2 separate regions of the Mus musculus genome follow, and region 2 is linked to region 1. The links are chromatin loops, found by intact Hi-C in ENCODE. Cell type or tissue: left cerebral cortex. All regions are shown on one strand. Links, peaks and the distances in the headings refer to the core of each region. The heading gives the core; the rest is flanking DNA.

Region 1 (15,906 bases), core at 3,225-11,224:
GGTGAAAATAGCCCCTAAAAGGTGAATGAGGCCATAGCCAGCTCCTCTCTCATCAGCACTGAAGACTGACACATAAAGTAATGCAGAGTAGCCTGCAGTAGGAAAGTTGGTGCTGTGGCAGGCAGATGAAGGAGCAGAGAGCTGGAAGGTGGGATGGGGGCGGGGGGCTAGTCAGAGAACATGGCTGGGACACTGCAGTTGCTTTGTTCTTTCTTTTTTTCTTTTTTCTTTTTTCTTTTTTTTTTTTTTTTTTTTGGAGACAGGGTTTCTCTGTGTAGCCCTGGCTGTCCTGGAACTCACTCTGTAGACCAGGCTGGCCTTGAACTCAGAAATCCACCTGCCTCTGCCTCCCGAGTGCTGGGATCGAAGGCGTGTGCCACCACGCCCAGTGTGACACTGCAGTTTATGCTGGTCTAGTGGTAGCCATTGGTCTCCTTCCTTGGGTGACTTCTGGCTAGGATGATGAAGGTCCAGGGGCTTCATGGTGGGTGGCTAGAAGCCAAGAAAAGGCTGATTGATGGCTGAAGGCAGGTACAGTTGGCTCTTTGAGCCTCACATGCAGAGGAGGGACTGTGTGGGCCTGGTGGGTGCCAAACTGCAATGTGATGGTGTGGGAAGCCTGTGGGGGTTAGTGTCGGTGCTTGCTATTGCCCTGGAACTCTACTGGGGCAGTGTGCAAGTTACAGAAGTCATGTTAGGCATTTGCCAAGAGGGGACTTGGGCTTGGTACTCACTGGGCTAAGAGCCATGCCTGAAGGGTGACTATCAACATGCATGTATATGCATTTGGTATCCATGTACTTTTCTGCTAACGGTGTCTGCTGGACAGCAGAAGGGCATTTCTGGGAGGCCAGGTGCTCCGTGTGGAGGATAGCAGGGATCTGGTTCCTCTCTACTGCCCTAGAGCAGTCCATGGACAGCACCATTGAAGGAGGTGGCCTGCAGACGCCAAGGACCTGGACATGATGCTGCAGGTCATTTTTCCTAGCATGAACCACAGGGTTGAAGGGTCCAGGCATCCCAAGTTTAGGGTTTGGAAGGGGGCTAAGAAGGGTGGACCTGTTCAGGGTGGGGAATAGACAACATGTGTCCCACTACCACCTTATATCCTCCCCAACTCCATGCCCACTCTCTTCCCATACCTGGTCCCTAAGGACAGCCCACCCTTAGAATAGCTCCCCTTGCATCTGCTCTAGTCTGGGCTGGAACTGGACCATCGACTCAGGCTCTTCCTGCAGTACCACATGCCCAGGGATTTGGAGTGTGCTCAGCAATGGCTGTGGCAACTCCACAGTCTTCAGAAAGGGCTTCTCCTTAGCCCTTGGGCTTTCAAGCATCTGTTCCTTATAGGCCTTGCCCTGTGTCTACTGACTCCATAGGGTTAGTGAGACTGAGGAAAGGGGTCACTGGACCTAGGTCTTTGACCTCCTGGCACAGGAAACACTCTGGGGCCTATGCAAGGATTTCTGTCCCCAGGGGCCACCCTTCTCTGGTATCCTGGGCCTCCATCCTTGACCTAGCCCCTGACCCTTCTCTTTCACTTGATGGTTTCTATTCTCTTCTCCCTTTCCCCATCCTGGGCAAGTTCTCTATCGAGCCCCTGGTTCTAACTCTTCAGATCTCTGGGCCTGCCTTGGCCCCTGCCCGCCCCCCCCCCCCATGTTTATTCCTATCTGATCTTGTTTCCTACACCTAGCTAAGGCCTGGGGCTAGGCACAGTGCAGTGGTTACATGCATGTGTGTCCAGAGACCAGGGATGAAAAGTCTGTCCAATACATGCTGAAAAGCCGGGCAGTGGTGGCATACGCCTTTAATCCCAGCACTTGGGAGGCAGAGGCAGGCGGATTTCTGAGTTCGAGGCCAGCCTGGTCTACAGGACTATACAGAGAAACCCTGTCTCAAGAAAAACACACACACACACAAAAACAAAAACAAACAAACAAAAAAACCCCAACAACAACAACAAACAAAAACAAAAAACCATGCTGAAAGAAAAGCTGTCCCCAGAGTAAATTTGTGTCAGGTCCACTAATTCCTGTCTTGGCAGTGCTATGAAATACAGGAACCCTGTATGCTTGTCACCCAGTCTTAATATTCTCATGAGACTGCTAAGTCCCCTTGTAGACTGGGAATAAAGATTGGATTTCAATGGCAGGAGGAGTAAAGGGGAAAGGTGGAGAAACATTACCTGTTTGTGGAGAGGAAGGAAAAAACAACCCTCACATGTACATCTCAGAGTTAGGAATAAAGTTGGGAGAAGAGTCTCCCAGAGAGATTGGCTCAGACAGTATAGGATATGTGTTGGCCTGATTCTGTGTCGCTCTGTTTTGGCCTCCCACAGTCCCTCTCATTTTTTGTGTCTAGGGGCCACTTACTCTAACTCGTGTTCTCAGCAGATCTCCTCATTCTGGGAGGGCAGGAGGCAGGACAACTAGTATCCGCCCCTCAGTCCTATGCCCTACTGAAAGAAGGGACATGCTGTTGTGTTCCTAGGGGGTTACAACAGTAAGATGATGTCCCCTCTCACAGAAAGGCATAATCTGGGCCCAAAGAAGAATGTCGTTGTTCACTGAAGAAAAGTCAAAAAGAGGGATGCACTGGACAGACATAAAGAAACCTATTTGAATTTAGAAGACTATGCTTCAGATTCCTACCTTCTCACTCTCGAAAGGCCTGACCCCCATCTAGGTCTTATGGGCAGTCCTAGTCAGTGCAGTGCGGTCCTGTCCAGTACCGGGGAGGGGAGGACAGGAAAAGGCATCACAGTCATGACACAGGGCAGGACCATAAGGCTGACAGGCAGCCCCACTTTATTGGCAGAGTCCAGGCGTGCTGAGCAGGCAGTCATGCTCGGACCGGTGGGGCGTTCGGGCCGCGGTCCCGGCTCGGCATGCATGCCCCACGGCTCTCCCGGGCTCCTCCAAGCAGAGGCTCAGAGCTCTGGGGGCTTGAGGGCCGGCGGGCCGGCGGCGGCGAGGTCAGGGTACACCAGGAAGCCTGAGAAAGTGATGTACTTGCCGTGGTTGCTGTAGGCGCCATAGCCATCGTGATCGTGGCTAAGTAGCCAGACGGCGTCGCCGCGCCGCAGCGGCAGCATCACGCTCTGACTCTGCATCTCACGGCGCCTCGAAGCGCCGTCGTCGTAAATCATGGCCTGCACCTCGTCGCGGTTCTTCATCAGCTTCACCGACAGCGTCTTGCGCGGCAGCTTGCCCAGCGTGAAGGAGAAGAAATAGGCTCCCGGCAGGCGGCAGCGGAACACGCCGGCCGCCGCGTCGAAGTCGCCACCTATGTTTACCAGCTCGGTGTCGAAGGCCAACGGCCGGTGGCGCGGGCCGGGGGCGGCGTCCGAGCCCACCAGGCTGCGCGTGCGCGCCGCGGAGAAGGCCGAGCGCGGCTCCGGGGCCGCGGGGCCGCGCGCAGGCGCGTCGGCGTCGGCGTCCGCGTACACCAGGTAGCCGCTGAAGGTGGCGCCCGGCGCGCCGAGCGCGTACTGCGGAGCGCCGTGCAGCCGCAGCCACACCGTGTCGCCGTAGTCGAGCTGCAGCATGGCGCTCTGGCTGGCCGCGCGCCGCGCGCCTGGCCGTCGCTGCTCGTCGAAAGCCAGCGCCTGCACCTCGTCGCGGTTGCGCACCAGCATCACCGACAGGCTCTTGTGCGGGGCCTTGCCGGCCGTGAAGGAGAAGAAGTAGGCGCCCGGCACGCGACAGCGGAACCGCCCGGTGGCTGCGTCGAAGTCACCCCCGATGTTCACGTACACCTTGTCGAAGGTCACCGCCATCTCCGACGTGCCCTCCAGCGGGGTGGTGCGAGCCGCCGAGAAGGCTGACCGCAGCTCCGAGGAGCCAGGGCCAGCCGGGCCCAGTGCCCAGCAGGCCGCCGGGCCTAGGAAGCCCAGCAAGAGCAGCAGCATGGCACCTAGGAGGGGAGAGAAGACCCGGGCAGGGGAGAGGGTTGGACAGTAGCTGCCTTACCTGTCATCTCTTCCTAGCCTTACTCTTGACCCATGCCTTGCTCTCTGTTTTCCTTCCGGCTTAGACTAGCTTAGTACTTCACACTTAGAGTGTCTCATTGTCACCGGGAGGGCTTATCACAGCACCCAGATTCGCCCTCCACTCTCGAATTTGTTCTGAGTCTGGGATGGGGCTGGAGAATTTGGATTCTTAGTGGTCTGATTAACTGGTTCAGAGGGTTTTTGTTTGGTTGGTTTTTTTGGTTTTGTTTTGTTTTGTTTTAAAGAACTGGATTAGCCCAGTAATTCTCCAAACTTGTGTCTTTAAGTATGAGAGAATCCTTTTGCAAATAAGACCTGACGCATGTGCCACAGATATGTTGAAATGTCTTGGTTAGGGCTGGAGAGATGGCTCAGCGGGTAAGAGCACTGACTGCCCTTCCAAAGGCCCTGAGTTCAAATCCCAGCAACCACATGGTGGCTCACAACCATCCATATTGATATCTGACTTCCTCTTCTGGGGCTATTGGAAGACAGCTACAGTGTAATTACATATAACAAATAAATAAATCTTAAAAAAAAAAAAAAGGAGGAGGAGGAGAAGAAGAAGCTGGGTGTGGTGGCACACACCTTTAATCCCAGCACTTGGAAGGCAGAGGCAGGCAGATTTTTGAGTTTGAGGCCAGCCTGGTCTACAAAGTGAGTTCCAGGACAGCCAAGGATATACAGAGGAACCCTGTCTCGAAAAAAGAAAGAAAGAAAAGAAAGAAATGTCCTGGTTAATGAGGCCAACAGCCCTGTCCTCTCTCCTCAGCCCTCTTCCCTCTCTGGGTGTTGAGGAGATCTCAGTTTCTAACAGCCAGCACTCCCTCTGCACTTTCCTGGGGCTTTTCTCTGCTCCTTGGCCTGCCCTTCACAGAAGACACTGGCTCTTATGTCCATTTCCACCATGACAGTGTTTTTAGTCTTATCTGGGGATGAACGGAGGAGATAGCTGCTCTCTAACCACTTTCCTGACCTCTGCTCCACTGAAGGGTCCACCAGGATCTCTGGACTCCCCTGGGGTCCTTCCTGAACCGCAGAGGTCCAGCCAAGCTTTAAGTTAGTGCTTTCCCTGTGAAACAGAATGAGGTAAGGAGGGGCTGGAGAGATGGCTTAGCAGTTAAAGAGTTTAGCTGCCATCCAGAGGACCCAAGTTTGATTTCCCAGCACCACAGGGAAGTACGCAGCCATCTATAACTCTAGATCCGATACCCTCTTCTGGTCTCCATTGGCAGCAGGCACACATGTGGTTCACAAATATACATACAAGCAAAACACCCATATACATACATTTCTTTTAATTATTCAGGGGGATAACTCCCTTTGTCTCTTTGTGCTTGGAGGCTGGCTGGCTCCTGTGGGAAGGAGAGAGTCATGGCTATTGAGGCTTGGGAGGACAAAATAAAATTCTGGTAGTGCTCTGGCAGGATGGTGAGGTCATCAGCTTCATTTGGGAGTGGCAGACACTTAGACCTAGATATGGGACTTGGAATGAACTGCAGGCACTCGGACACTGAGTCGTGCCCCGGTCACCTTAGGCAATTTTTTTTTTGTTTTGTTTAACTCTCTGAGTAAGGCTTCATCCGTGTAAATGGCACAATGGAGGGCCACACAAACTGGTGCTAAGCATACGCCACCCAGACAGCAATTGTGAGCATGGTCTGTACTGGGACATGGTACTGGGACAGACCTAGAGGCGACTGTTCTTTACCCCTGGGGAAAGCGATATGGTCAGGTTCTTGACATGACAAGGTTAGAGCCTCAGTAAATGGAGAGCTTGGGGAAGCATTATCCAGTCCCTGGGAGTCACTAATGCTGGGATTCTGTCATGCTTTAACGTGGACTCCAAGGTGGAGGCAGGCAGGCAGGAAGCTAGAGACAGACAACTCGGGGCAAGAGCTTTTCTGGGAAGTACCCTGAAAGTGTGTGTAGCCTTGAGTCTCTTGCAGATTCCGGGGGTTGAGGGGCTGCTGAGAGCGGCCAGGTCCAGCTGTGCAGCTGTGGCGCACTCCTGGATGTTCGCCTGCAGTCCACTGCCCAGCTGTCAGAATAAACTGCACTGCCATATAATTCTCACAAGAAAGACCTCAAGTCCAGCTGAACGCTGACTCCTTCCATACTTTTCTGACTCTCTGTCCTATGGGTTATGGGGTGAGGGTAGGGAGGAGGGAAAGGGTCCATCCATAGTAGTGAGAACTACACCTGAGAAGTGTCCGGTCCACTCTGTTTCTTCATACAAAGCTCTTTTGGACATATAGATAAGCCCTCTTCCATTTTATGGATGAGAAATCTGGTGCCTAAACGAGGGGTACACGTTTTGGCTCAAGGTCATCCACTGAACTCTTAGCCTTAAACAGAGGGTTTGTTCTTTTTTTCCATTTCAAATCAGTGCGCTTCTCTACCAGCTCTCCCTCTTACACAAAGGTCAATGTGTTTCCCGCCTCAGTGACCCCTTTTGCAAAACCAGAAGAGACAAGGGAGCGAAGGAGGAAGCAAACAAAGGCAAGCACAGCCTCTGTCATTTGTTTGCTGAGAGGTGGGAGCTCTCCCTCTGCCCGGCAGCTTTCCTGGCAGGTCTTCGCTCGAAGCTCCTGCCCACCTTATCCTTTGCCACCTCCCCTCTAAGTCAGATGAACCCACCAGTGCCAAAGGTTCTTGTGTGTCCAATACCCTTCCTACCTTCCGTACTCCACTGCACATGCCCCTGAACCCTGGATCCTTTCCTCTAACAATCCCATTCCCCAGCAGGTCAGAGGAGGATGGTAAGGCGTCAGGTGGGTCTCAGAGCTCCAGGAAAGGAAATGGCTGCACAAAGCTCTGTCCAGGTGAAGCTCAAAAATAGTCATCTTCAAAGAGGAAAACTGGGACAGAGCTGGATAGACCCAGAGCCATAGAACCAATGGAGAAGGTGCAGCGATGTCAGACTAAGGGCATCTCCAAGCCCCTAGCGCCTTGTTCCCATATCCCAGTTAACACTGCTTTCAAACCGTGCCAGAACCCCCCTGTATCTTCCTTGAAAGTCCGCATCCTTCCAAGAATGTGAGCCCCACTTTTACAGAAGCAGTCAATAAGTCCCTTCTCGTGGGGAAAAATGCCCCATTAAGGGGTCCCCGCAAGCCCCTTTTCCATTATCCCTGCCCTCCACCCCTCCCTCTGAAGTAAAAGCCCCTGAGCCTCTTTCATGAAAAAGCGCCCAGGTCCTCCTTTCCAGGAAAAGGGACCGGGTCCCTCGTGCCTCCCGCCGCCCCCGCTCGCATAGAAGAGAAGCCTGCGCCCCCGCCTCCTCCGGGCTGCCCTCACCTGGCTGGTGGCGGGCGGGTCGGCTTCGGTCCCAGCCGGCTATCCTGCTCGGTGAGGACGCCGGGCTACACACTGGTCGCCCGCGCTGCGGCTTGACCGGGCCTCCAGGGGTGGCGGGGGTTTAGCCGGCGACGAGTGGGGACCCCGGCAAGGGAGGCGTGAGCAAGTGGGAAGGACAGCAGAAGCTGAAGCGGAGAAACGCAAGGGCGGGGAGCAGGGGAGGCGGAGGGGAGAGCGGAGGACGAGGGAGGGGCGCCGAGCAGTTGGGCCTGGGGCACCGCACCGAGCCTGCGCTGAGCATGGGACCCTTCCTCATTCCTGGATCCTGAGCGTTACCCACCGGGTGCCGCGCTCAGGCGTCATTGATCCAAGTTAGCAGGTGGGGAAACCGAGGCCGCTAGAGAGGCCACCCTAGGGTGGCCCAAGGCATCCTACAGACCAGCTTTCTGGTTTGTGTGGGGAGAGAGGACTCGGGCAAGGCATGGACTGTGCTGCAAGCAAGGACAGTAGGAGGTGAGATTTTGTATGGGACAGATGTCCACGCTGAGTGGCCTTGGGGGGAAGGTCTGAGGGAAGAGAATGATAAATGGGTCAATGTCCTTAGTAAAGTAAGAGGTGAAAATGCCCCACTTTTCCTTCCTCACTTCTGAGTCTGCAAATGCCCCTCCCCCTGCACCTCGTGCGTGTGCTAGCAAGGCTGGAGGAAGGACAAAGCTGCAGACATCAGCACATCAGCTTGAGACCCTCTGAGAAGAACAAAGAAGGTGCAGGATCCTTGGGACGTACTGAATTTTTCTTTTCCGGAAAAGGTTGAGAAGGGCAATAGGAGGTCCCCGTGTGGGGCATGGACTTTCTGGGGAGCTATGCCCACACTCGTAGGAGTCCAACAACACCTCAGGGGCTGAGATCAGCATCTCCTCCACGCCCCACGCCCCCCCTCACCCTCACAGGCTCGCAGAAGCCCTGGCCCTCAGGAGCTTTCCTTCTGGAATTCTCCACATACCTGGCCCCAGTTACTGGAGTATAAATTACCCATGGAGAAGTGATGAGCTTGGGCAGTTCCTCCACGCTGTTGGGTACAAGGAGGCACAAGGCAAAGTGCCTGCCTAGCCCTTGCCAGATCACAAATGTCTCCTTCTCCTTGAAAGCTGGGGAGGGGGGCACTCCAATGGGCAGGGCACTGAGGGTGGGATGAGTCCCACAGGGAAAGGCCAGGAGCCATCCTGTGACACCTGTGGTCCTCCTTAGGCACTGGACCTCTTATTCAGGGCAGGAAGGTGTGGGAGGGAGAGAGGCAGGACATTTGAATCCCAACTGGGGCTGGAAGACATTTGACACTTAATATGGAAGAACTCTCAACAAAGGAATCAGGGTGGGCTGGTAATGGGTAGATAACATGGCAGCCAGCAGGGCCTTGGGAAGGGAGAGGCCAGGGAAGGCATGATGGGGTGCTGGTGGGTGTGGGGGTAGTTAGGAGTGGAAGAGCCACAGATATACCAGATAGGAAGTTAGGAATCATCAGGGCTCAGAGAAAAGGGCCCAGGCTAAGTTGTAGTCTTTGCTTACTCCTACCTGGTTCAAACTGCAAGTGCTGGCAGTGCTGTGCCCTCTCACCCAGGATGCCTCCCTAGCCTGGATGTTACCTGCACACATTTTGGCCCCAACTCCCATTTGCATCTCTCTCCTGGAGCATTCTTGGCTGTGCAGTTAAATAAGGCCAGAGTAATGGAAAGCTAGAACCCTCTAGCAACCCTCAACTAATGAAGGGTAGGGGCTGGGAGTGAATACTGCAGCTTCCTGGTTCCTCAGGAGGAACTTCCTATACCCAGTTCCAAGATGTGTTCTAGGAGAATTAAGAAACCCTTTTAGAGGCTGGAGAGATAGTTCAGGGATCAGGAGTACTGGCTGCCCTTTCAAAGGACCCGAGTTCAATTCCCAGCACCCACATGGCAGGTCACATCTGTCTATAACTCTAGTTTCAGTGGAACTGACACCCTCACACATACTACAAGCAGGTAGAACACCAATGAACATAAAATAAAACAATAATTAAAAGAAAGAAACACCTTTAGTGACAACTTAGTAACATCTGCATGCTTTAGTTTCCTTCTTTCCTTTCAGGACCCACCTGTTTCCTGGAATTACCTCCTAAATAACTATTCAAACCTAAATTCATTCACTCATTCTCTCTGTCTCTGTGTGTGTGTGTAAATTTCTAAAGATTCTATTGTGTCATGTGATGTTTTTCTGGAGCAATGATTGAGAGAACACTGATGTTTGGAAAGAGTATACGTATAACCCGACAGACAGTAGACGAGGCTCTGGCATTGGTTCGCCTTGCTTTCTTTGCTGATCTTCATTTGTTGTGACTTCTCAGAGAGTAATGCACTAAAGAACTTCTGGTGGTGATCTAGCTGCTTGTTGCCACTTCATGGGACTCGTGCCCAACGGCAGAGCCTTGACGTTTCTTCTGGATTGAGCCACTGCTGATTCGTGGTTGGTGTGTTGCTAGTGTACTGGCTTGCTGACAATGAAGATTGGAATCTCTCCCAAAGAACTATTGTTAAACAAGTCCCTAACCCCCGTTTCCTATTTACCTTTCTTTCCCCTTCCTCTGGTAGGTTGTGGGCTAAAAGGGAGGTTGAAGTGTTATTAGTCTCTGTATGTATACATACATACATAGGCTGGATTCACTGCTTCATATCATACATGCATGAAGGTACCCACAGAGGTCAGAAGAGGGTATCTGATTCTCTGGAGCTGAAATTACAATTACAGGAGCTGCCTCAAGTGGGTGCTGGGAACTGAACTCTGCACGTGTGGGTTTTGTTTGTTTGTTTTTAATATTTATTTATTTATTATATGTAAGTACACTGCAGCTGTCTTCAGACACTCCGGAAGAGGGCATCAGATCTTGTTATGAATGGTTGTGAGCCAACATGTGGTTGCCGGGATTTGAACTCAGGACCTTTGGAAGAGCAGTCGGTGCTCTTACTCGCTGAGCCATCTCTCCAGCCCTGCACGTGTGTTTTTAACCTCAGGATCACCTCTCAAGCCTCGGAGCCCAAATTCTTGGCACAGGGTCAGCCCTCAGGTGAGCCAAGACTGGGTCCTTAGCATCTGTCTGGGATTGGGCTAGGTGCTTTTCATAGCCATTATCTCATTTACTTTTCTTTTTCTTTATTACATATTTTCTTCAATTACATTTCCACTGCTATCCCAAAAGTCGCCCCCCCCCACTCCCCTACCCACCCATTCCCATTTTTTGGCCCTGGCATTCCCCTGTACTGGGGCATATAATGTTTGCCTGACCAATGGGCCTCTCTTTCCAGTGATGGCCGACTAGGCCATCTTTTGATACATATGCAGCTAGAGTCAAGAGCTCCGGGGTACTGGTTAGTTCATAATGTTGTTCCTCCGATAGGGTTGCAGATCTCTTTAGCTCCTTGGATACTTTCTCTAGCTCCTCCATTGGGGGCCCTGTGATCCATCCAATAGTTGACTGTGAGCATCCACTTCTGTGTTTGCTAGGCCCCGTCATTTACTTTTCTGACCACCCTCAAAAGTAGATAGCACTAAACTAATTGTACAAATGAGGCATAAAGAATTTAATGCAGGTTGGGGATTTAGCTCAGTGGTAGAACGCTTGCCTAGCAAGTGCAAGGCCCTGGGTTCGGTCCTCAGTTCTGGAAAAAAAAATGTTTAATGCATAGGCTGCGGCCCCAGAATCCATTGCTTCACACAGGGCTGAGCCCTCCTTTGCTCTGGTCTTCTCTGGACATTATTTGTTATTTGGGGTAGGGTGGGGTGGGGTTGGTGTGAGCGGGAGGATGCTGTCCTGCCTGGGGCAAGCAGTGAATCCAGCCTCTCTTGCAGCTAAAACAGTGAAAGGGAGGATGCTAGTTACTCTGTGTTTTAGCTAATTTTATGTCAACTTGACACAAGCTGTTGAGAGTCGTTGGAGAGGAGGGAACCTCAGTTGAGAAAATGTTCCCACAAGATCTGGCTGCCAGCAAGCTTGTAGGGCACTTTCTTAATTAGTGATTGATGTGGGAGAAAACAGCCTATTTTGGGTAGGGCTGATGGTCCTGGGTTCTGTAAGAAAGCAGGCTGAGCAAGCCATCAGGAGCAAGCCAGTAAGCAGCATCCTCCATAGCCTGTACATCAGCTCCTGCCTCCAGGTTCTTTCCTTGTTTACGTTCCTGTCCTGACTTCCTTCCGTGATGAACAGTGATATGGAAGTGTAGGCAAAATGAACCCTCTTCTCTCCAGCTCGTCATGGTGTTTCATCACAGCAATATAACCCTCAGTAAGACGCTTCCTTTCTCACTTACCTTTTTAATATGGAACCTCTTGTATCCCAGGCTAGCCTTGAACTCTCCATATAGTTGAAGATAACCCTGGAGTCCTGACTGTCCTGCCATTAGTCCCCAAATGCTGAGATTGGAGGTGTGAATCCATGCCAGCACCTAGAGAGTGCTTTTATCTACTTGTTTGCTTAATCCTTCATTTTGTGTGTGTGCTCAAGTGCGTTTGTGTGTATGAGCACATGCATGTGTGTGTCATGGTGCAAATTTGGAGGTCAGAGGGCAACTTGAGGAAGCTGGTTCTCGCCTTCCCTTTGTGGGTTCTAGGTATGAAACCTGGGTGGCAACTGGAAGGGCGGCTAGTCCCTCAGTGCTCTGTGTGAGTCAGTGCTCTGAGGGGACTAACTGAAGGCCAGGCCCTCTCCTTCTGCTCTCCTCCATGTCTTTCCATCTTGGAATGTGCACTTGAAGGACAGTTGCCACTCTGACAGTGAAATGCTGGGAGGGAGAGCTTCTTCTACCCAGGAAGATGCTTGGATGAATGAGCCTTAGACCTTGTCTCACGAAGACAGCCCTTGTCAGGCAGTGGTGGACACACATTTAGTCCCAGCATTTGGGAGGCAGAGGCAGTTGGATCTCTGTGAGTTTGAACTCAGACTTTTCTACAAAGGGAGTTCCAGGACAGCCAGGACTGTTTTAATAGAGAAACTCCATCTTGAGAGAGAGGGGGGAGGGAGGGAGGGAGGGAAGGAGGGAGGGAGAGGGAGAGAGAGAGAGAGAGAGAGAGAGAGAGAGAGAGAGAGAGAGAGAGAGAGAGAGACATGAGAACCCTTTAACCCTTTAATGGGACAGTAGGGTATGGACAAGAATTGCTCAATGCAGAGTCAGGACAGAGTCACAAAGTGCTGTGGGACCTCATAGAGGGAAGATTTTCAGCTAAGGTGAGGGATTGGAGGTGTCATGCAGGAAGCTATGTCTACGTGATGATAAGGATGACAAGGGCTCTGACTTGGTGAGTGGGGTGTAGATGGGGGAGTCAGGGGTGGGACCCAATTAAAGGTAAGAATCTGATATGAGCAAGGGTGTGGGGGAGGCACAGAGAGCAGTTGGGGAAGGGAGCTGCACGTGCCAAATGCAAAGAAACAAAAGAAAAGAGAGAGAAGGGACAGAGAGAAGGAAGCCTATGGAGGAAAGAATGGCTGCCTCTGGATGTTATTGGACTATGAAAGAAGAAGGGGACAAAATGGGGGAGATCAGAAGAGAGACTCCATGGTTGCCAGAGGACACAGTACACAAGCTCACAATTTAATTAGCTCTTTGGCTTGCCAAAGGATTACAGGAGAATTAGCGGAGCTCAGGAGTCTAGGGACCTTGCTGGGAGTTGAGGGGGAAGTTAATGAGAAAGAAGACAACACGCCCCAGGGAGAAATGAAAGAGGAGGGAATATCAGTCAAGCAGAGATGCCAGCAGGAGAAACAGATGTCAGGATGCAGAGCCTCTGTCTCTCTAGCCGACTGCAGACCTCCAGGGGAGCAAACAGGTAGGGCTCCCGAGTCAGGCTCCTGTCCTGCGGCCCATATAGGTGCCTATCCTTATGGGTACCTGGTAAGTGATTTGAAGCAGGAAAACCTGGGAGTGGCTATGAAGCTCAAGTCCCCAAGTTTACCTTGGCCCTTTTCCTAGAAGGACCCAAAGGTTCTAATACCAGCTAGATGGCAGAATTAAAGCCCTGGACCTCATCTTCATGTAAGCAGGAAGGTGACCTGCTTTTAACTGGACGTGGCAAACTTTATTTTCCAAAGACTGCTGGGTCTCTCCTCCTCCCTGCTTGCTCCTATGACATTGCCATGCCAATAAAAAGGGGTTAAAGTCAGTAATAAAAGGAGGGCTGCACCTGCCTGGATCTTTCTCTTTTGAAACTGCCCCCCTTGGAGTGCAACCACCCATCCTAAGAAAGCCAAAGACTTTCTTTGGAAGGTCCCTGGTTGGTTTACAGACAATTTTGTTAGGCTCCTCTCAACAGCAACCTAGCAACAATAGCACTGCCACTAGATAAGGCCTGACAGCATATAAGAGGATAAGAGGACTGCTTGCTACTCCAGTATCCTGTTGCACCCCCATCTCTCCTCCCTCCTCTCTCTCCCCTCCCTTCCTTCCTCCCCCCTCTTCCATCCTCCTCCTCTTCCTCCTCCTCCTCCTTCCTCTCTTTCTCTCTCTTTCTGTACCCCACTTTTCTGCCTCTTCCCCCTTTCCAGGGCTCTGCTCCTCTCCCTCCCCCCACATCAGGTCTGTTGCATGGCGTGATTCCTCCGGGACACTTGGCATGGGCCTGCCAGGTCCCCCCCACCTCCCGTCACTGCAACATTATATTTCCCAGCAGCCCCTGTGCAGATGTTGTGGCCTACAGACCTAGTTATCACCAACTATATAGTTGTATATGGTCCAATGCAAAATGAAAATATGACATTCCTGTTTAAAAATTAACTTTAGATGGAAGCCATCAGAGGGGAACCAGTACAGAGGGGATTGTCAGGTTCAGAGAAACTCCTGTGCCTGAATTCTGGCAGTTAGACAAAAGCCAGCCTCCCTCAGAAACTTGGAAAGCTACTGCCCACTTTCCAAACGGAGTCCTTCTCTTTGTTTCTAGCAAAGGGGACTTATGGCGCTTCTATTCACACACACACACACACACACACACACACACACACACACACACACGACTTTTTTTGTCTTTGATACTGTTAGTAGTTTAGAGAATGGGTAGAGTTAGTAGTTTAGAGAATGGGTAGTTAGTAGTTTAGAGAATGGGTAGTTAGAATTAGTAGTTTAGAGGTGGGTAGCTATAGTTAGTAGCTTAGAGACTGGGGCAGTAGTCCAGGTGAGGTGTTGGCCCTTCTGTTCAGTGTGGGGACTCTCAGTCCTCCAGCTGTTAGAGTACAGCAGTTTCCATGTGAGGTCTGCACACCTCTGCGGATCTGAGATGAAATCTGTTCTCATCACAACACGAAATGCCCTCCCCCTTTCTTTCTCTCAATTTTCTTTGTAGCCCTGGCTGTCCTGGGATTCTCTCTGTAGACCAAGCTGGCCTTGATATCACAGAGATACACCTGCCTCTGCCTCCCAAGGGCTGGGACTAAAGGCGTGAGTCACTACTGCCTGGTTATATTTATTTATTTTACTCAAGATAAAACCCAGGATCTCACGAATGCTAGGCAAAGTGCTTTTATTTTTTTTTTTTTAATAAGGTACATTGTACAACCGTTCAAGTTGTTTTGCCAGTCTAGATTGACCTTGCTCTAGTATGAGTGAAGAAGCCTTCAGGATGAACCCAGGTCCAGCCTGGAGCATCCTTTGTTGACAGGGACACTGCATTTTGATTTTGACAGGTAAGGGAGGAGTGCAGGGTTGAATTGTTTTTTTGTGCTAACTGAGGCAAGTGGCTGCCAGGAAAAGCTTGAGCTTAAGTGCAGTCCTCAGTCCAGCCTGGAAGCCTCTGGAAGAGGAGGAGAGGAGCAAAGAGAGGCACAGAAGGGCAGGTAACTGGGGAGCCAGGGTTTCCAGGCTGCCCTTGAACTCAACCTAGCTATCCGTATTCCTATATCAGCTTCTTAAGTGCTGAGATTATAGGTGTGTGCTACCACACCCCACTCAGTCCACTCTTAAAAGAACAGTCACAAAGAAACACCACAGATGAAGTGCACTGTGAAGAGTGGGCAAACAAGTTCAGGAAGTGGAGGGACTCAAGGAAGCTTAGTGAAAGAGGTGACATCTAAATACAGGATCAGCAGGGAACTCTCTCAGAGAAAAAAATAAAATCATAGTGATGCCCCCCGCCCCGGAAAGATCCCTCAGTGGTTAGAGTGCTCACTGCTTACAGAGGACAGCAGGCTGGGCAGAAAATAGAGTGCCACCTGCAGCCTCAATTGAAAAAGGAAACATGGTGGCAAGCTGTAGCTAGCATCCAAATGCTCTGATTTGAAGCAGCTCCAAGGCTAATGGTGTACTCTCACTGTGTACTTGGTTCTCCCCCTCCCCCCCCCCCCCCCCGCCCCACACACTTAAATGGAGCTGGGCTTAGTGGCTCCAGCCTGTAGCATCAGTACTTGGGCGGTAGAAGCAGAAAGATCAGGAATTGAAGGCTAGCTTTTGGTACATGTTAAGTTGGAAGCCAACCTGAGCTACATGAACACTGACTTAAACTCCTCCCCTCAAAATACACCTATGCCACACTGGCTTGTGACAAGCATTCACAGACACACTTGGTTCTAAACCATGCATGTTATATGTTCTCAGTATACGCTGGCT
Region 2 (15,906 bases), core at 3,190-11,189, 180 kb before region 1:
CTGGAAGTCTAGGAAGCATGCGTGTTATATTAGGCAGGTGTGATGGTACAGGCCTTTAATCCCAGCACTCGGGAAGCAGAAGCAGGCAGATCTCTGTGAGTTCAAAGCCAGTCTGGTCTCTAAATGGAGTTGCAGGACAGCCAGGGCTATACAGAGAAACTTTGACTCAGGGTTGGAGGGTGGAGGGAGGGGTATAAAAGGCTGGGGTTGTAGTTGATAGAGTACTTGCCTGGCACACACAATGCCCAGGCTGTCAGCACTGCATAAACTGGATGTAGGAGGGCACATCTATCCAGGCAGTCCACAGGTTCCAGGTCATTCTCTGCTATATAATAAGTTTAGGGGTAGTCTACATGAGACCTTATGTCAAAAATATATAAATAAATAAACCAAGAGTGGTGGCACACGTATTTAATTCTAGCACTGAGGAGGTAGAAGTAGGCAGATCTCTGTAGGTTCAAAGTCAGCCACATCTACATAGAAAGTTCCAGAACAGGCAGGGGGTTAGGGCTACATAGAACCAATCTCAAAGTAAAACGACAACAACAACAACAACCACACACACAAACACACACTGTGAGGTAGGGCATCAACTGTGATGTGTGAGTTCGGTCTGCTCTCGGAGCGCCCAGAAGGAACAAGGGACCATAGAGAGCCGCAATGGTAGGTGAGGACTAATGAGCCCCTCACTCTGTCACAGCCAGCCCAGGGGAGCACTCATTCGGCCTCTGCTGAATGTCTTCCATGTCAGTTACTGGCTGATTCCCAGAGAAGGATGCAAACATGTATCGGATCGCAAAGGAGTGGGGGGTGTTAGGCCACATCCACACCTTAGCTCCAGCTTAGACATGAGGTGGCCATCGCACGCCCTAGGGAGAGGTACATCCAAGTTGAATTCCGCCTCTGCCATATGTGTGACATATGTCTGACCCTAGGTCAACAGTCAGTACCCACCTGAAAGATAAAAACGATTTGGTAAAGTTAACACTGATTACTGAGTAAATGGTCAGTAAAGGGCTACCCTAGATCAGAGAACTGTAGCCATTGTTATTGCCACTAACTGCTCCTTCGGTCTAAGAGTTCAGGTACAGCTTTGTCAGGGTAAGAGAACACCAAGTCCTTTGTTGTATCCTGGCTTGAAATTCCAGGGCACAGGCTCTAGAAACGTGTACTGGACTTCAAAGGGTTACAGTCCTGGAGACGGTGGCCTGAGGTTCCAAGTGAAAAACCAAAGCATAAAAATAATTCGATGAGTAAGAATAAAATTCCCTCTTCTGAGGTACCCAGAGCCAGGCCCCTCCTTGCGGCAGGCACTTCCCCTTTCCCTAGCTCATGGAGGAGCCAGGCCTGCTGACTCAGAGAGCCATAGCCCTGCTCTCGTCCCGGGACGGAGCGGTTTGGCAGCCGTGCGCGCCCCCGTGTGGCCACTGCTGGAACTGCATCCTCAGAAGGACGCCACACTGAAGCCCCGCCGCCCTGTTGATCCCGGTTCCCGCGTGGGTGCCGCCCTCACCCTAGCTTAACTTGGCTAAACGCGATGCCCACGAGGGTACCCACTTCCGTCCTACTCTCCCCGCAGCCCCAGAATCCGCCCCGAGCGGAAGTGCGCTGACCGCGCGGGTCCCCCATGGTATGAGGCGGAAGCGCCTCCCCCGCCGTCGCTCCGTCTAGCCCCCCGGAGCCGCGCGCGTCGGGTTCCGGACTGTCCCGTGTGACGTGGCTGCACGCCGGGGGTGGCTCCGGGCTGGGGGCCTAGTGGTGGGGCCGGGCGAGGCAGAGCGGGGCGGGGCGCGACACTGCAGCTGGATGGCCGGGCCCGCCCGGAGCGCTGCATCTGCTGCCGCTGCCACCTCTGCCACTGCGCGGTGAGTGATCGCTGGACCCTCAGGCCGGCGTCCGGGGCGGGATGGACCGTGTCAGTTCCCAAACCTGTCGCGACTCGTCCTCAGTTTAGGAGTTGAACTTGCCTGCTCTTTGGCTCTTTACCTCTGACGTCCCACGCTCTGCCCCTCAGCCCTCCCTGCTGCCCCGCTTCTTGTCTTCTCCTTCCACCAGACATTCTAGCTCATTTTATTGACTTTCCTTTCTCTTGCTTTCTCCTTTCTCTCCATACCCCATACTTCTCTGCTGAACCTGTGGTCCCCCCTTGCCTCTGCATGACCCGCTAAGGTCTTGGCCTGGCGAGGGCCTGCCTTGGTCCCAGTGAAGCTTTGCTCGTTTGTTTGTGCTGGTGTTGGCAGTGGCGGCCGCGAGGGGTCGGGGAGGGCTGGGGCAGGGGTCACTAATTATGGCCTGAAGATTCCAGACATAGGCTTGTAGCCCACCAATCAGAGACCGATGATTTCTCTCTTAACATCCATTGGCAGATGAGGAAACTGAGGCAGTTTCAAGGTCACAGCCAGTAGAAGACGGGGCAGATCACATTTAAACTTTCCAGATTGAACTTCTGGCTTGGTTGACTCACATCCCCATCCGGCTGCCATCAGTCTGCAGAGCACATTCCTTCTGCGAGTGCTTCAGACCTCCCCTGGCATTCAGAGGACTTGCATTCCCTCCTCGATGCCAGCAGCTACCTGCATTGTCAAGTTCACCTCATATTCATCGCTGTTAGGGAGCTCTGTTACCTCATCCATTCCCTGATGAGGACACTGAGGCTCAGGCTCATAAGGGACTACAGTCAGTTAACAATCTAGAGCACCAAATTAATTAGCCATAAGTTAGTTACCACAGCCTCTGGCTCTGGCAACTGTGAGGCATCTCTTCTCTTCAGCCCCACCTCTTGTCTCTTGGTGCCCAAGAATAAGATCATTTAGGAGGAAGAGGTTTGGACTATGACTCAGTTTCCCCACCTGTGTTTCTTTGTACCACGCCATCAAGCTAAACAGTGCTGGCTTTAGACCCTGGGGTGTCTTTACCGGCACATTCTGGCAGCCAAGCCTCTCCTGGCAGCTAGAGGCACCCAACAGGGATGGTCCCTCCTCCGGTGGCTGAAGGAGCCCAGCCAGTGCCTCACCCAGTCATTAAGGAAAGTTTAGCCTCAGGCGGACACATTGACACATAGGCTGGAGCCAGCTCAGAAGGAAAATATGTGTGGTTCTTGGGAGACGTGTAGATGGGCAGAGGGTGCTCCGTGCACCCACCCTGGGGATTGTTTCCGCTGCAGAGTGAGCAGGAGGGGGATGCCATGGCCGGTTGAGAGGTGGGAAGAGACGCTGTGCTTCCTAAGTGGGGTGTGTGGTCCAGGGAGGCAGCTCACGTGAGCAGTCTTTGTGTTTTCTAGCGCCCGGCATGCCTGGATGTCCCTGCCCTGGCTGTGGTATGGCAGGCCAAAGGCTCCTCTTCCTCACTGTCCTTGCCCTGGAGCTCCTGGAAAGGGCTGGAGGTTCCCAGCCAGCCCTCCGGAGCCTGGGGGCTGCAGCTGCCTGTCGCCTGGATAATAAAGAAAGCGAGTCCTGGGGGGCTTTGCTGAGTGGGGAGCGACTGGACACCTGGATCTGCTCCCTCTTGGGCTCTCTCATGGTTGGGCTCAGTGGGGTTTTCCCCTTGCTGGTCATTCCCCTGGAGATGGGGACCCTGTTACAGTCAGAAGGTGAGTGGCCCTTCAGCAGCTGAGGATCAGAGGGGAGGGAACCTGCTGCCGGCTCTGGGGAAATGCCAGGTCTCATGTACCAGGTACACCAGACATAGTATGCCTAGCATGGAGTCCAGTGTCACCTTGGTCCTGTGCGCATAGGGTATACATATTCATTTGTTCACTCATGCATGCATCTGTTTATTATTTCAATCAACAAACATTCCCCAGACTCGTTATGAAGAATGGCTGGCAATATGGCTGCCATACTACCTGGGCTCAAATCATGGCTCTGCCACCCACCAACTATGTAGAACATGGCAATTTACTTAACCTCACTCTGCCTCAGTCTGTCAGACTTTAAAATGGGGATAATAAGGCCGGGCAGTGGTGGCACACGCCTTTAATCCCAGCACTTGGGAGGCAGAGGCAGGCAGATTTCTGAGTTCAAGGACAGCCTGATCTACAGAGTGAGTTCCAGGACAGCCAGGACTATACAGAGAAACCCTGTCTCGAAAAAACAAAAACAAAAACAAAAACAAACAAACAAACAAAGTAGGGATAATAAGGCTGAGCATGTCATTTAGTAGTAGAATGCTTGCAGGGGTTAGGGTGGGGGTTGGAGAGATGGCTCAGTGGTTAAGAGCACTGACTGCTCTTCTGAAGGTCCTGAGTTCAAATCCCAGCAACCACATGGTGGCTCACAACCATCTGTAATGAGATCCGATGCCCTCTTCTGATGTGTCTGAAGACAGCTACAGTGTACTTACATAAAATAAATAAATCTTTAAAAAGAAATGAACTTTAGAATGCTTACCTAACACGTTCAAGGCCTGGGTTTAAGTCCCAACTCCCCCAAATGAACATACTAACTTCATAGATCATAGATGAAGCACTTGGAGGACTGCCTGGCACAAGGAAGGGGCAGGTGTGTAAAGGCTCATGGTGGACCCTAGGTGCAGAGGTGAGCAAGTGCTGCAGCCCCCCCCCCCCCGTCCGTGCCCAGTTTTGGTTAGTGGTATAAGGGCTAGGGATGTAGTATAGTGGTTCTGTGTCCAGCAGCTCAGTGCCCACACTGCATACCACACTGGATGTGATAGCACACACTTGAGTGAAGACAGGAGTCAGAAGCTCAAGGCCATCTTCAAGTACTCAGCCAGGCAGAGGCCAGCCTCTGCTATCCTTTCTCAAACAAATAAAAAGGAAGGCCGGAGCTGGAGAGGCGGCTCAGCTGTTGAGAGCACAGATCCAGGTGTGATTGCCAGCACTCGTGTCAGGTGGCTCACAACTGCCTACCTACAGCTCCAGCAGGATGCTCTGGCCTTAGCAGGCACCTGCACTCATAGAATACATACAGTTAAAAATAGGAAGAAGTCGAAAAGGAAGGAATGGTTAAAATGGCTCAGTGGGTAAAGGTGCTTACCCTGCAAGCCTGGTGAACTGAGTGCGTTCCTCAAAGACGTGTAAAGGTGGAGGGAGAGAACACTCCATAAAGTTGGCCTCTGACCTCCACAGGTGCACCCATGTATCCATACTCACACACATTATAAACAATAGTAAAATAAATGAAGAAATAGAAAGAAAGACTCAGCCTTTTACCAATTGCCAGGCTCAGGACCATTCAGTAATGCAGATGGTGCCTGGCTGCTGGTGCCTCCCAGTTGTGAACAGAGCCTCCCTGGACCTGTCATGTCCATGCAGTAAGTGTGTCTCTCAGACAGCCCAGGCTGTGGACAGCTCTGTGGTGGAATGATTACTTGATGTGTGTGAGGCCTGGGCAGCTCTGTGCAGTATGCATTGGGAGTGTTGGCATTCCCATTTTACAAGTGCCCTCTGGCCGCCAGCCTGGAAACAGCAGGGTCCCAGTAGGGCGGTGTCCCTCTAGGCCTCGGCTGCTCTATCATCTGATGAGAATAATATGGCTTCCAAATCTGGATGTGCAAGCTAGTAAAAGTCCCAAGGTCCTACCAGTTTTCTAAGGGTGGCACTAGCTGAGGAGAGAAATTCCCATTTAATCAACATTTGCTCTGTGCTTGGTGGTTTAATTCTGCCAAGATCCAATTTATACATGGGTAAACTAAGTCTCAGAAGTTTTTATTTTGTGGTTGCCATCAGATGGATTAGAGATCCAGAACTTGCCAGGGTCCAAGCCTGTCTCTTAACCAATAACAGTCAGTCCACAATGATCCCACAGTCCACGGGAGATCTTCCTGAGAACAGCCGCCCAAACCTAGCCTTTGGAAGCTTGCAGTCTAGAAAGCCAGTGAGATGGGCGAGCTTAGTAGCAGAGGCTCAGCGCTGCCTCATGTCTCTGCTTTGCAGCCGGAGCCTGGCGACTGAGGCAGCTGCTCAGCTTTGCCTTAGGTGGACTCCTGGGCAACGTGTTTCTGCACCTGCTGCCGGAGGCGTGGGCCTACACCTGTAACATCACCCCCGGTGAGTGAGAGCATGAGGCAGGATAGAAGTGCAGAACTGGTGCCTCTCCCCCGGGTTAACCTAGGCCCTGCTGGCTCCACAGGGTCTGGGAGGGGGGTGTGGGAAGAGAGATCCAGAAAAGCTTGTTTAAGAGGGAAGGTCTAATCCTGATGCCCTGGCCTCTTTGGGAGGTCTAGGCCCCAGCTGCTTGTTCAGTAGCTAGTTCCCCTGGCAACCCCTCAATGCCCTGGACTAGCTCTGATCTAGGCCCTATTCCAAATGGCTCCCTTCTAGCCACTGGCTTGGCATGGCCTGTTAGTGCTCCCCCTGCAGGTGGTGAAGGGCAGAGTCTGCAGCGACAGCAACAACTGGGGCTATGGGTCATCGCTGGCTTCCTGACCTTCCTGGCGTTGGAGAAGATGTTCCTCAACAGCAAGGAGGACCCCAGCCAGGTGAGCCCCAAGCCCCAGAGCCTGGATATAGCAGTTGGTTTTTGTTTTCCTAAAGTAGAACCCAAGGCCTGGAGAAGCCCAGGGTCTAAGTTAAGTCTAAGACATCTCCTGACTCTCTTTCCTTACTCTTGAGAGCAACATTATTAGCCTCTGAAGTAGTTTAACTATATAGATCAGTGGTTCTCAATTGGAGTCAAAGACCCTTTCATAGGGGTTGCCTAAGATCAGCTGCATGTTGGATATTTACATTACAATAACATAGCATAACAGTAGCAAAAATTAGAGCCATGAAGTAGCAACAAAATAATTTTATAGTTGGGGGTTAGTACAACATGAGAAACCATATGAAGGGGTTGCAGCATTCGGAAGGCTGAGAACCACCGTTGTACATGGGTAGTAACAGCAGTGTGGGCTTGAGGTCTGACTCTGAGGAGCCCAGCCTGATGGATCGATCAGCAAAGTCTAGCCAGATCAAAGAGGTATTCATCGTCTCTTATCCTCTCTCTCTCTTTCTGCCTGCCTGTCTGAGTGGGGGGCATCTAATGTCTCCTCTCTTTCCTTCTTCTGGCTGTAGGCCCCCAGCAAAGACCCCACTGCTGCCGCGCTCAATGGAGGCCACTGTCTGGCCCAGCCGGCTGCAGAGCCCGGCCTGAGAGCCGTGGTCCGGAACCTCAAAGTGAGTGGCCCATGCGGGCCCCCCTCCTGCAGCTGCAGAGCTGAATGGCTGACTCGGCTCTGCCTCCCTGGCTCAGCCTGCCTTTCTCTCCCCTCATCCAGGTCAGTGGCTATCTCAACCTGCTTGCCAACACCATAGACAACTTCACTCATGGGCTGGCTGTGGCTGCCAGCTTCCTTGTGAGCAAAAAGGTAAGGGATGGGACCTCTGGCATTTCTGGTGGGAATGACATCGATGTCTACCGGTCAGATCAATCTCCGAAACAGTCTCTACTTCTTGCTTTTATTAACAGTACCTTTGTGAAGCCTAGTCTCTATTCCTCTCCTGGATGCTGCCTTAGTCTCTAAACTGTCTCCCTTCACCTTTATTGTTCTCAAAGAATTCTTTTTGTTTGCATGTTTGTGCTGGTGCCACGTGTGTGTGTGCGCGCTTGCGCTTTTGGAGGATCCTCAAGCTGGATTTGGATCCCCTGGAGCCGTAGCTACAGGCAAGTTGTGAGCCACCTAGTGTGGGTGCTGGGAACTGAACTTGGGTCCTTTGGAACAGCACTAAGAACTCTCTGATCCCCCTACCTCCACTGCACCCTTTGTCCCAAGCTACTATTGTTGCCAGCAGTCTCTGTTTGGATGCCTCTATCAAGCTCCTATACTTGGCCTTGCCCACCAGTAGACGCTTCTCCCTTCACCTCCCACTGCCTTCTGTGCTCTGGTCCCAGCATTTTGTTTACCCCTAACACTGGCCATTCACTGTGCCCTCTGCCCGGAATGTTCTTCCTCCCACTCTTGGAGCAGCTGACTCCTCATCCCTCTGGCCTCAGTTTAAATGCACTTCAGGAGGTATCTGCTGCTCGCACCCTCCAGTTGGGCACCCATCCATACTCTGTCACAGCCCTGCTCAATGTGGAACCGTGGAGGTGTTTGTGTTTTGTAATCCTGACTTACCAAGCATGTCCAACCCGCAGCTTGGGGTCGCACGTGTCCCGGTGTGCTGTGAATGCAGCCCAGCACATCTGTAGATGACATCATATTACCTTATTAAGTCTGAGAAGCAAGCTTTAGTCACTGCTGTCTTTCCTATGGCTACAGTATCCTGCCCAAACTTGCAGACTAAAAGCAGAATCCATGTTTCTGAGGGACTGGGTATGGGGAAGCCTAGTAACCCAGTAAAGGCCCCACAGACTCAGACTCAAATCTCTGCAGATCGGGCTTCTGACCACCATGGCCATCCTCCTGCATGAGATCCCCCATGAGGTAAGTGCCCAGATCCCCAAGGTTCCCATGCTCAACATGGGTGTGCGACCTGTTTGGGGATTTGGGGTGGGCCTTGCCCACTGAGGTGGTCTAGAGGAGGAGGGGGGCTCGGCTTCATTAGATACTGGCCCGGGTGAGGGGAGACAGGAGGGTGGGTGTTCCTGTGATCTGGTTCTTGGTTGAACATCTGACCCTTTCCTCAGGTGGGTGACTTTGCTATCCTGCTCCGGGCTGGCTTTGACCGATGGACGGCAGCTAAGCTACAGTTTTCTACAGCCCTGGGAGGCCTTCTGGGGGCCTGCTTTGCCATCTGTACACAGTCCCCCAAAGGAGTAGGTACGAGAGTGGTAGACAGTGGTGTTCAAGAGGTACACCAGCCAAAAGGCTCCTTTGCCCTGCTGCTATTGGGGTAGTGTCTGCCTGGTGTCCCGGGTAGGAGGGTGGGGATACATACAGTGCCGGAGCTCACTCCCAGCTGGCCCTCCCCTACAGAGGAGACGGTGGTCTGGATCCTGCCCTTCACCTCGGGAGGCTTTCTCTATATCGCCCTGGTGAATGTGTTACCTGACCTCTTGGAAGAAGACGACCCGTGGTGAGCAACCTACTGGGATGATCGCTGGGCCCAGGAGGAGCTGCTGCCTCTGGCAGCCTGGCCTAAGTCTCCCCTCTCCCAACAGGCACTCCCTGCAACAGGTGCTGCTGCTCTGCTCCGGTGTTCTGGTGATGGTGCTGCTTTCATTGTTTGTTGAATAACCACTGCTCACAGCCCACTCTGCACAGCGAGCAATGAGACTCCAGTCTGTTCTGTGACCAAGTGTGAGAGGCAGAGGGTGAATGCTAGAGAGGAGCCTCTCACTGCACAGAGGGTGTGTGGTGTGCACACGCAGCCAGAGTGGGAGAGAGACCGACACTGTGACCCCTGGGTGCAGAGCCCAGAGCCCAACGTAGCACCTGCCCAGACACCCCACTGTCACCTAGCAGCAAGGAATGACAGCACCGGTGCCAGCACAGGCCTCACTTCTCATTGACAAAGAAACCAGCCCAAGGAGCCCAGGGCTACAGCCCAAAGAGAGGGACAGAGCCCAAAGTTGTTCCTCCTTGGGGCTCTAGCCCAAGAGAGAAAAGAAAAAAACAAACCCTCTGCTTACACATCTAGGCCCCAAGCACTGTAGAGGCAGAGGCAACACAGCTTTTCCCTGCTGTCCATTTTCCTTACCCTTCCTACTTACCCCCTCTACAGCCAAAGAAATGGGAGGTGGGTGCTGTGTAGCCCCAGCCCCGACTCAGCACTGATGTCCTACCCCTCCCCAACGCTGAGCAGGCAGCTGCTCCAAGACCTCTCTCTAGGGGCAGCCAGCCTGGCTAGCACGTTTCCCCAACAAATATTCCCTGGCCACACGGGCAGCTCTCACCACCTCCAGCTGCCAAACAGCAGCCTGCAAGTCAGCAAGTAGTCCAGGCTAGCCGTCTCTCAGCACAGCTCTCCGGGATGCTCCTGCCAGCACAGGGTCCAGCAGGCATGCATGCCCCAGGCAGAGACAGTGAGCCTTGCTGCCCTCTCCAGCTCAGGGGCCCTTGTCCTTTGGGTTAAGAGTAAGATGGGGGTGGTGAGGGCTCCACATTGTCAGTGCTCAGGAATGTGAACTGGAAGAATGCTGAAGCCATAATCCCCAACTATTTCCCTTGGCTGACACCCAGGTACTCAGCTGGCCCAATCTACAGCCAGACTCCAGCCCTGCTGCTCAACTGTGGATGTTAGAGATGTGGCCACTGAAGAGTCTGACTGATCCACAGCAGTTATGCTGTGGCTCATCTTTATCTGTAAATACTTGTTCTGTAGATATAAATAAATTACTTAGACCGGCTGCCTCTTCCACATACTAGGGCTGTCAAACAGCTCTTCCTAAGTGCTCTTGACAGGTCTGTTACACTTGCTGTGCATCTCAAATGGTTTCCTATTTTCCTGCCATGTTTCATTGTTGGCTTTTTATCCCAGTAATGCTTGAGCACCAATTTGAGCCTTCCTCACCATTGGTGATCTTATGGATGTAAAAAGCCAAGGTATTTATTTCCCTGTTCCCCTTTAACAGTTCTCACCTGGGGACTTAGAGCTACAAAGTCATCTCCTTTTACTTCAGTGAGATTGTAGTTCATTTAAGAAAGCTAGGTGTGGTGTCAGACTGTAATATCAGCAACCAGGAATGGAGACAGCAGAGGAATCTGGAGTTAAAAGGCCAGCCTTCGCTACTTAAGACCCTGTCTCACTTGAGCCTCCCCACACCACCCATTTCCCTAACATGGGCTGGAGAAGAGGGTCTTTACCAAGCTCCCTTCCTCTGACTGCACCATTATCCTCACACAGCAGGGGGCACTGCATCTCCATCGGTAGCTGAAGGAGAATCCTCCACTTTTCCCAACCAATAAACAGCCTTCAGCAGCTCACTGGTTGGGACAAACCATCTGTGTGGTGCACAGATGAGCCCAGAGTAAGTAGGTGGGAAACAGAATCTGCCACGCCCTTAACTGGGAATGCTCAGCTGCCAGTGTCCCATCAGCACAACAGTCAAGAGGGAGATAGTCAAGAGGGAGATCTTCCACCTAAGCTGACCTAAGATAAGGGACCAAAGCCTAAAAGGTCCAAGCCCAGCTGTCTTTACTGTCAGCAGGTGCTCAATGAGGGCTGCCGCTGCCTGCCTGTCACATGAGCCCTGCAGGAGGCTGATAAGCACAGGCCACCCCTGTCCCTGTCCACCACTTTACTCAGCCTCAAGGGATAGAGAAGAGGATCCTGCGATGCTGTGAGGGAGAAGGGAAGGTGAGGGTGGTGCCTACACTCGCTTGTTTCATGGCCAAGAGTAAATCCCATCTGGTTAGGAAGACAGGACACCTACATGTAGGCCAGAGAACAAAAATCACACTTTAGCTGCTGAGCGCCTGGAGCAAGATGGAGCCACACCATAATCGACAGGCAGCACATGGGTAGGGGAAAGCTAGAGAGCGAGCAAGGTGGCCTGCAGAGGTATGCCTGTAGCTTGCAGTAGTCATGTCCGCTCGGGAAAGGGGAGGGGAAGAAGAAAGGAGCAGTGCTTTTTTTTTTTTTTTGCCTCTTTTGGGCAATAAAGTGGAAATTTTTTGAGGATTAACAACTTTGAAAGGCCTTTCAAAGGTTGCCAAAGCCACTGGTAAAACAGCTGGCTGGAAAGTTGAATGATGGGCCAGACAAGGTGGCACACAGCTTAAATTCCAGCACTCTTGAAACTAATCTCAGGGGCCACAGGCCAACCTTGTCTACATAAAGTTCCAGGCTAGCAAGACTACCTGTAAGACCTTGTCAAAAAAAAAAAAAAAAAAGTGACTGATGGGTTTGAATCCCTGCTGTGCCCTCACAACAGTGCACTTTCAGCGCAGCTGCCCAATCGCACCTGTAAAATGAGGACACCCAGGCCAGGGAGATGGAGCTATCGATAGACACACTCACAGCATAACCTGAGTTCTCAGGATCCAGGTAAATACACGGACTCTCTAGTCGCTATCCTGATAAAAGTTATGCATTAAGACCTATTTAGGGGCTGGGGAATGTATCTTATAGTTGGCAGAGTTCGTACCTAACAAATACTAAATCCTAGGTTCCATTCCAGTGCCACATAAAACTGGGAATGGTGGGACATGCCTGTAACCTCAGCACTTGGGGCAGCAAGAATAGGGCTGGCAAGACCACAGCAGACTGAAGGCTGTGGGGCTTCATACGGAGCAGGGCAGACGGCAGAACTCAGTTGGTGAGAAAACAGCGTGGATCTTGCTAAAGGTTAGTTCGTGAACCAGAAAAAATGAGAAAGAGCTAATAAAGTCATGGAAAAATATGTGGCCCAAAAGTCTGGACACTAGGGGATTATTTTAACAACTAAAACCCTAAATGTTGGTTTTACAAGACAAGAACTAGAATACCAAATATGCAAGGTGGCCTCTTCCTTCTGGACTCTTAAGGTCAGAGTGATGGCAATGAACAGTGGAAAGATGACATAAAGAGGCTGGGGGAGGGGGCACTGGGGAGGACTCAGGCAACAGCTGTGCTTGCACCTCCTGCCATGGGGCCTCACCCAGACAGCTGGTTTGGGTCCCATGGCCATCTATAGAATTTTTGAGGCTGTAGCTTCTGAGCAAAAGGCCTTCTCCATACATTCCACTCCCACCCAGAGTCCACAGAGGCTGAGAAAGACTGTGGCGAAGAACAGAAAACACCTTTTATTATCAACTTTAGCCCTCAGACCAGCGGACAGACTAGAGGTGTCCCCTAGGCATAGTATTGTAGGTTGGCTTTCTTCTTGGCCTGAACCTCCAGGATGCCCTCCATGTAGTCCTCATGAGTGAGTTCCGTGGCTCCCCTGCGCAATGCGATCATACCCTGCAGCCGGACAGAGAAGACCCAGAATGCCTCCCTGCACTTCCAACTTCCTAAGTGTGGGTCCCTGACCTACCCAGGGAAAGAGCAAGGCTTCCAATAACCCACCCACCCACGCTGACCACTCACCGCCTCCACACACACGGCCTTGCACTGGGCTCCATTGAAGTCATCAGTGCACCGAGCCAGCTCTTCATAGTTCACATCAGGACTGGAGAAACAAGACACCACAGAGCTTGATTAGTCACGGAGAGGGAACAGCAAAGGGAAGATGTCCTACTATGTACCCATCGCACAATAATCAACTTGCTTTCTGCTAGCAGGCAAGTCTTTACTGACTTTTCTTCTCAGTATAAATGAGATTGGACAAAGCTATTTACAGGATCACTGATACACCAGACTTCTAGAACCCTGCATCTGAGATCCCAGGAAGAAAGTTTGCCTGAGTTGGGAACATGGGGTTATACAGACAAAAGACAGTAGGATTGCTGATGAAGCCGTGCATCATCCAGCACGATGTGGCTGCCCATCATCTGCCCTCATGCCAGGCACTGTGCCTGAGATTCACCGTGGCTAATTCTCAAGTTTCAAAAACAACAGACTTTAGAGGTTTAGGTCACGTGCTGGAAACTGGATAGATCTAACTTCAGCTCATCTGGTCCTGGTTAGATTCTCCTACGCCATGCTTGGGCTGTGCCCATCTACTGGGCTGTGCTGTGAAGGCCTATATTCTTCAATGGGAGGATGAGGCACAGGTGACTTTGAGGGTCTGAGCCCCAACAAAACTCTACCTCAGGCTGTGGGGGAGAAATGGAGGCTATGTGCATGCACAGGGTGGGGTTGGAGTGGATCAGAGGCTGGGGAACAACAGTACAGGAGTTTAAAAATTGGGGGCTCAAAAAGCTGTTGCACTGCCCGGTGTGGTGGCTCACGCCTTTAATCCCAGCACTTGGGAGGCAGAGGCAGGTGGATTTCTGAGTTCGAGGCCAGCTTGGTCTACAAAGTGAGTTCCAGGACAGCCAGGGCTACACAGAGGAACCCTGTCTCGAAAAAACAAAACAAAACAAAACAAAACAAAACAAAACAGCTGTTGCAGCTGACCTGACATTCATCTTCCGTGAGTGGATCTGCATGATTCTGGCTCTGGCCTCCTCGTTGGGCATTGGAAACTCAATCTTGCGGTCTAGGCGGCCTGAGCGCAGCAGGGCTGGATCCAGGATGTCCACCCTGTTAGTGGCTGCAATTACCTAAGGAAGAGGGGAAGCAGCAACCTGAACAGAAGAGCAGGCCATCCACTCACAAGCACAAGTTCCAGTAGGAACAGGGCAGCCGGGGAATGGGGAAGGCAGAGCCCGAGCTGTCAGTCCTGAGACAGACGGTGAGCCCTGTCCTCACCTTCACTTGAGTGTTGGGCTGAAAGCCGTCCAGCTGGTTCAGTAGCTCCAGCATGGTCCTCTGCACCTCTCGGTCTCCTGCCTTTTCACTGTCGAAGCTGCGGTACACAGGAGCCCGAGATGCCAGTGACATCACGGCATAAGCACAGGCTATTCCAATTTGTCCAGGGAAATGGTTGCCTCAACTTGAGGCTCCCAGCCCAGGGACTGGTACAGAGAAAGGTTCACCAATAATTAACTGCAGCATTCAAAGCTTGCAGAGGCGTCTGGGATCAGTGCTGGGCTAGTGACAAACAGTGGGCAGAAATAGCCAGGGCCAGGGCTCTGGCTCTGAGCAATGCATGATCCCAGAGAACTTTGCTCAGAAATACCTAGAATCAGGAACCCAGACAGCCAACCCCAAGGAAGGGTTTTTGCGTTTATAAACAATGGCTGGCAAACACCCAGTGAATGGAAAGAGCTGAAAACTAATCAGATACTGGGAGGATATGTGTGTCGGGGAGAGCGAGACTGGAAGAACGGGCCACACAAATCTAGTATTTATGCTAAGGAGCAATGGGGTGACCTAGGAATGGTTCTAAATAGTGTATGACAGACTTTGAAAACATGTGAAATGACCAGATTTCTTTTTTGAGAGCAAGGTGTTAGCTGTGAGAATTTAGGAAGCAGAAAAATAGAAGTGTTACTACCCAGGGAGAGGGGGAAACAGGATGAGAAAGAACTAGAATTTAGCATAGCTTGGAGTTGTGCTCCCAGCTCACCCCTCACCCCAAGAACCCTCAAGTCCCTAGCCGTCCTTTACCGTTTGGTACCAATGGCATCCAATTCGTCTATGAAAATAATAGATGGTGCCTTCTCCTTGGCCAGGGCAAAAGCATCACGGACCAGCTTGGCGCCATCTCCAATAAACATCTGTACCAGCTGAGGGCCTGCCAGCTTCAAGAAGGTGGCCTGAGAGAAGGGACAGATCAGAGCAAAGGCACAAGAGGCCCAAAGAGTCAAGCCTATGTCATACAGCTGCAAGTACCCCTACCCCCACCTTGCCCCCCACCCCCACACACCTTGGTCTGAGCAGCACAGGCTCGGGCAAGCAGAGTCTTCCCTGTTCCAGGCGGCCCATACATCAGCACTCCTTTTGGGGGCTGGATACCCAAGTTCTCAAACTTCTCTTTGTGGTTCATAGGCAAGACAATGGCTTCCACCAGCTGCCAGGAAGAAGTCCTGGGTGAGGAAAGTGATGCCCTGAGGGATCCTACAGCCCAAATCTAGTCTGCATCTTTCCTACTCTAATGCAGGAGTCTTCTCTCCTCTCACACCTGGTCTGCACTGGTCCCATGGCTCAGAGAGTAAGAGTGTTTGCTGTGCAAGCATGAAGACCTAAGTTCAAATCTCCTGCACCCATGTAAATATCCAGGCCTATAAAACACAAGTCCATAACCTGGGTGCTGTGGGTCAGAGTCGGGAGTTTGCAGCCTAGTTCCAGGTCCAGCCAGGGACCATGTATCATAGGGAAGAGTAGAGTACAGATCAGGCTATTTGACATTTTCTGTGTATGTAAGCACTTACACAAGTACTTACACCACACACACAGGAAGGAGGGAGGGAAGGAAGGAAGACACTGGGGCAAAAACTGGGAGCCTGAGTGGAGTTTTTGCTCTGGCCCTTTATGTGGACAATCTCCAATCTCTCTGGAATCCAGGCTTCGAGCACCTGACAGTCTTTGTTTTGTCTTGGTTGTTTTCTTTTTCC

The links. A loop is a pair of places that touch in the nucleus more often than their neighbours do. Peaks named below come from ENCODE experiments on the same cell type or tissue, not always from the same donor. Only the 100,000 strongest peaks of a DNase experiment are listed, where the experiment ranks them.
Region 2: it touches region 1 in a loop (2.2-fold over the local background); 2 of 42 quality-filtered maps call a loop at or near these places.

Annotation. Positions count from the first base shown.
Region 1 is chr2:90,877,392-90,893,297 of GRCm38, reverse strand. C1qtnf4 (C1q and tumor necrosis factor related protein 4) reads right to left here and starts at 7,512. Exons shown (of 2, transcript NM_026161.3): 1 at 7,295-7,512; 2 at 2,772-3,918. The coding sequence starts at 3,913. The coding sequence ends at 2,933. It also overlaps the pseudogene Gm32514. In left cerebral cortex, for the core only: no CTCF peak of the experiment used is centred there; DNase peaks (open chromatin) are centred at 5,912, 6,682, 7,411, 7,931 and 1 more place; H3K4me3 peaks cover 3,908 bases; H3K27ac peaks cover 4,839 bases.
Region 2 is chr2:91,056,114-91,072,019 of GRCm38, reverse strand. It overlaps Slc39a13 (solute carrier family 39 (metal ion transporter), member 13), which reads left to right and starts at 1,705. Exons shown (of 10, transcript NM_026721.3): 1 at 1,705-1,865; 2 at 3,281-3,589; 3 at 5,894-6,007; 4 at 6,320-6,438; 5 at 7,013-7,114; 6 at 7,216-7,305; 7 at 8,314-8,364; 8 at 8,568-8,700; 9 at 8,857-8,956; 10 at 9,042-10,239. The coding sequence starts at 3,289. The coding sequence ends at 9,117. It overlaps Psmc3 (proteasome (prosome, macropain) 26S subunit, ATPase 3), which reads right to left. Exons shown (of 12, transcript NM_008948.2): 7 at 15,219-15,362; 8 at 14,960-15,108; 9 at 14,159-14,255; 10 at 13,865-14,010; 11 at 12,893-12,974; 12 at 12,582-12,766. The coding sequence ends at 12,656. It overlaps Gm39874 (predicted gene, 39874), which reads right to left and starts at 1,669. Exons shown (of 2, transcript NR_166131.1): 1 at 1,514-1,669; 2 at 397-954. In left cerebral cortex, for the core only: CTCF peaks have their summits at 6,315 (motif pointing left), 7,624 and 10,731 (motif pointing right); DNase peaks (open chromatin) are centred at 8,007, 9,246, 10,788, 11,176 and 1 more place; H3K4me3 peaks cover 298 bases; H3K27ac peaks cover 1,552 bases.